2 separate regions of the Mus musculus genome follow, and region 2 is linked to region 1. A link is a loop called in an ENCODE intact Hi-C map of the cell type or tissue named here. Cell type or tissue: left cerebral cortex. All regions are shown on one strand.

Evidence for each region. Hi-C counts contacts between places; a loop is a spot of excess contacts. Peaks named below come from ENCODE experiments on the same cell type or tissue, not always from the same donor. Only the 100,000 strongest peaks of a DNase experiment are listed, where the experiment ranks them.
Region 2: a loop joins it to region 1, with 11 times the contacts of the local background. A loop is called at or near these places in 3 of 42 quality-filtered maps.

The regions. Positions count from the first base shown.
Region 1 is chrX:120,291,436-120,293,935 of GRCm38, forward strand. The region is part of intron 1 of Pcdh11x (protocadherin 11 X-linked); the gene reads left to right. Among named protein-coding and RNA genes, the nearest start is that of Pcdh11x, 2.4 kb to the left of the region's middle. In left cerebral cortex, CTCF peaks have their summits at 537 and 1,458; DNase peaks (open chromatin) are centred at 97, 503, 1,449, 1,656 and 2 more places; H3K4me3 peaks cover 2,417 bases; H3K27ac peaks cover 520 bases.
Region 2 is chrX:122,164,016-122,166,515 of GRCm38, forward strand. No RefSeq gene overlaps it. Among named protein-coding and RNA genes, the nearest start is that of Nap1l3, 230 kb to the right of the region's middle. In left cerebral cortex, a CTCF peak has its summit at 1,365 (motif pointing left); a DNase peak (open chromatin) is centred at 1,530.

The DNA of each region.
Region 1 (2,500 bases):
TACAAAGTCAAGCCCAACATAAAAGGGTTCCTCTATTCTCTAGAGAAATGACTCGGAATTCCTTAGCCAAAAGAACGCCCACCTATGTCATAAATACCTGGCGTTTTTCAAGAGAGAATCAAAAAGCAGTTCCCTCCACAAAGGAAGGATCTTCCTAGAGCTTGTAAAGAAAGGCCCCCTTTCCCCCCAAAAAATGTCTCTTGCTTAGAGCTTCATTGGAAAAGGTGACTTTAAAAAACGGCTACATTGCTTTAGAGACTTTGGAAGAGCGCAGCAACAGTATACCTCCAGTTGGAGACACTACTCTGTGAGCGCAGTCACAAAGCTACTAGTCCCTGGGGTGTCAATGTCCCAGAGTGCATGGCAGGATCCATTTCTGTGTCTCCCCCAAGGAAAGACTTTTTAGGGGTTGAGTGAAGATGGCCCCTTTGCTGCCTCTGATTTATTCCAGGCTCCACTAGGTTAGCTGCCTTTGCGGCTTGGGGTGTGGGGCACTGGGATGTGTGCTTGGAGTATGTGAGCGCGCGCCTCCAGGCGGGCACTCGCCTCTGCGAGCGGGGTGTCCTTCCAAAATGTCTCAGGGGGGCTGGGAGTCCAAACTTGCGCCATTGCGGCACCCACTAACAACGTAAATCAGGGAGAGCAGGGGGGTCTAGTACAAAAGAAAAAAATAATAAAGAAAATTAAAGGGTAACAGAAGCAAATGATGAAGGAAAAAAATTAAAAAAAAAAAAAAAACATAACGCTGTCCTTTCCCTTACTGTGAGGAAACTTTCCAAAGGCAGATTTATATCAGCTTGGGGGCTGTTTCTTTACAATGGACCCAGTGTGAAAAAAGTGTTTGAGAATCTAGGCCATGGGCAACGGGGCAAAAAAATAGGAGAGTAATGGGGACAGAGGACCCCTGAGTGTGGTACTAGCTCTGCAACCAGCAAACAACCTGAGGAGCAGGCAGATAATTCTGAACACAGCACAGTGTAACGCCAAAAAAGGGTGAAAATGCTAGGTGTCTTACTTGTCATTCAAAAAACAAAACAAAAAAAAAAAAAAAAAGGAAAGAAAGAGAAAAAGGAAGAGAAAAAGTGAGTAAAACAAGTGTGACTCAAGAGTGAATAAAGGAGTTGGGGAGATGCGCTGGTTGGCGCCTCTGCAACTTTGGAAGATGTGCACTTTTAATCACGTTTGAAACAAATTCACAAATTCCCACGGCCAAGGCTCTAGCCTCAGGGCTGTCTTTGCCTGTGTTTTTGTGCGGGGGGAAGCTTTTGAAAGCTTGGGAAAGTAACTGATAGTGTGTCCGTGTTTCACCTTTCTTGTCTTTGGTTCATCCGAGGCAGAACTGACAGTGTGCGGGCGGTTTTGAGAAAGAACCAGGAGATGAAGGAGCCAAGGTCTAAATCTACCTTTCTCCTGCTGCTAAATTAAGAACTGCCGCGCCCAGCTCAAGTCCCGGCGCCGCCGCCAGGGCGCTGAGTTCGCCAAGCGGCTCGCTAGAGCCTCAGAGAGCGAGCAGAGGGAACGCAGTTCGTGCTGGGGTCTTTTTCACGTGGGCCGCCCCTCCTTCTCTGGCAATGATGTCAGCTGCAGTGAGGGTCCGCCGGCTGGCAGGAGAGCGAGCGACTAGGACGGGTAGGGAGCGGAAGCAGGCCAACCTGAGGGGCGCGCTCCCCGTGCGCAGTCGCCCTACGTCCCTAGGCTCCTGCGCAGCTGACCCCCATCCCCCTCACCTCCCAAAGGCACCCTGATCCTCAAAAGGTACATCAAGGTGCCGCCTGCCCGCTGAGCTTTTGGAACTCGGCCTTGAGAACCGTGTGTGTGTGTGTGTGTGTGTGTGTGTGTGTGTGTGTGTGTGTGTGAGCGCGCGCGCGTGCGCGCGTGTGTGTTGCCCTCCCTCCTTTCAGCCTGGCTCTGTTCTTCCCAGTTTCCAGCTCTTGCCTTTTTTATTCACACTGAATTAAATCATCCAGTGTTAATGTACCGGGGTTGAAATCTCTGCGTGTCTTGCCCCACCCACCCCCTCCATGCTGCGTGATTAGTAAAGATGTAAGAATCACAAATCTTTACTCCCATTACCCATCCCCCACCGGCCAGTCTATGCAAGAAAGCAAGTTCTTGGGGGGTGATGCTTGGGGTTCTTTTCTTCAGGAGATGGGGTGGAAAGGGAAGGGGACAAAGGTGAATGCTCTGGATGAGGAGTCCCTTGTATGAAAAATACAAGACTGGAATTAAGAAGTCCAACACTGTGAGGTTTCTGGCAGCAGGCAAGGAGGAGTCGCGGTGTTTTTTATTCCAAGGCTATGGAGTCACTTCTGTAGACCAATGCACCAAATTGGGAAGTTTCCTGAATAGGTTTATTTTATTTTATTTTATTTGTTTGTTCTTCTTTTTACTAGACAGAAGCCACGTAGTTTCCCTTTATAAAGTGGTCCAGTCCTTTTTGAGGAACAACACCCCACTTTCCTGAAAGCAAAACCAATCCCTTTTCCCACTGAGTGTGAAC
Region 2 (2,500 bases), 1.9 Mb after region 1:
ATATAATCCTGAAGAACACACAAACAAAAACCAATATCTATCTCCAATAAACTACTCGTAGTAGGACAGGTAGAGAGGGGATAGGCAAAGGAAAGCCATTTATACAGGAGACTCTTCTTTTTGGCTCCTGGAACAGAATGGGTCCTCTGAGGATTAATGCCTTGAGAAATAGAGAATGAACTAAAATAGTCTCCCCAATTCACCTCAATTCAATTTTCCAAGGGAGTAATCGCGCAAGACCAAGTGCCTAAAGAATCGAGAATATAAAACCACAAGAGGCCTTTACATTCTGATATGTCTTTCCAAAACTTGATAAAATACTTGTTTTTAAATGTGCTTTCTTATAAAAATGGACTGGGGCTATTTTTAGAAGATTATGAATGTTAAACAATTATTTGAGTTGTTTTAAATTATTTTTTTCTTCTTCATACCATATTATTGTATATAACAAAAGGAAAAAAGAAAACAAGCAAGAAAGAAAATAGCTATTTGAAAAGTCATACCAAGTAAAAGAAGATGACTTTCTTACATTAACAACATCACAGAGTCAGATCTACAAAGTAACATTTAGGCTAAGGCTTCCTTTTTATTGATATTTGTCATAAATGAATGCTTTTCATTGTTGATATATAGCTGCCTGCATGAAATATGTTTTGTTAGGATTCTTTTCAATTAAATGGCGTTATTGTTTAAAATTTAGGCTGGAAGTGAACTTCAAATACATGTAGGCAGTCCATCTTATGTATTTTCTATTTCTGGGAAATAGCTTGAAATTCACCCCAAAATTGGACTGTTTATTGGACACTTAAAAACAAATAACAAATTCGTAGACAGGGAAGAATAAAATAAAATATAAACCGAAGGCAAACTGAGTGCACATTTTCCAAACTACACATGAAGGAAGGAACTTATATTATCCTGAAATTGTTAGTTGTCTGTATTTCTTAGCTTATAAGTCATTTCTTTGGATGTCAAAGCTGTCACCTCCATCTTTGTATGTGTGTGTTTTCATTTTATTTTGCTACATGTTCAAAAGCCTAACATGTTGTAAATGGAGGAAATTCCACACAAATGTTTGAACAATTCTACCTTTGGTACAAATTTAAATTGCAATATAATGACTGAAGAACTGACTAGCTTGTACTACTACTATTAATTGTTGAAAATCATGTGTATCATCGTATCTCAGAATGTTTCTCTTGAAGGAAATCTATGATTTCCTCCTATCTAACTAGGAGAATAAAATTAAATGCAATTTTCACGTTTTTTTTTTTTTTTTAATTTCTGAATTTGCCTTACCTTGGTTATTTTCCAAAGGGCTATTTCACAATTTTGCCTGTTAATCAACTTCCTTATCTTATATTGCCACCTATTGGTAACTTATAATTACTGCACATTGTAAAACCTGAGGGAAAGACATGGTCAAGTCACTTCAGTGGTGAAACATCTTAGGCAAATGGGGTGGACTAGAAAATAACATAATGAATGAGGTAACTCAATCACAAAAGAAAAAACATGGCATTCACTTACTGATAAGTGGATATTAGCCCAAAAGCTTGGAATGCCCAAGATACACAGATCACATGAAGCTCAAGAAGAAAAAAGACCAAAGTGTGCATGCTTCAGTCCTTCTTAGAAGGGGGAACAAAATGCCCATGGAAGGAGTTACAGAGACAAGGTGTGGAGCAGAGACTGAAGCAAAGGCCACCTAGCGACTATCCCAAATGGGGATCCACCCCATATACAGTAACCAAACCCAGAAAATCTTGTGGATGCTAAGAAGTTCTTTGCTGACAGGAGCCTGATACAACTGTCTCCTGAGAGGCCCTGCCAAAGCCTGGTGAATACAGAGGTAGATGCTTGCAGTCAGCCATTGGACTGAGCATGGGGTTCCCAATGGAAGAGTTAGAGAAAGGACTGAAGGAGCTGAACAGATTTGCAACCCCATAGAAAGAACAATTATGGACAATTGTCTTTCCTAGTGACATAAAAACAACAGTAAAGAGGTATGTTGGAAAAAATTACAATTTTCCAGTTTTACACATAGCTGGAAAAAATAGATGGAGGAGATGCTAAGGGATAACTACAAATATTCTATTCTATTATAACCCTCCTGTCTGCGGGGATGACCTTTTTTTTTTTTTTTTTTTTTTTTTTTATGGATACAGTTGTAGAGCTAGTATTTACCTTTAAATCTAAGTGAGATAAATGTAGCTATCTGATAGTTTGTTTTCTATCATTAACGTTGTAATATATGAGCTTGAAAAGTAGTAACACAAAAAATTGAGGCAAAAGGGCACCTTATCCATCTCTAGATTAAGGATTTCACTGTTTTCCCTTTGTTTATTCCAAAGCTGTAGATAAAGTCAACATTTCATGTTCTTAACAGAGGCCATTTTTAATGAGATTTTTTCACATTTATGTTAAATATTGGACCAAAATCTCAAATAAATGGTGAGAGAGCATTTATTCTAATTAGGGCATCTTATAGATAGTACTT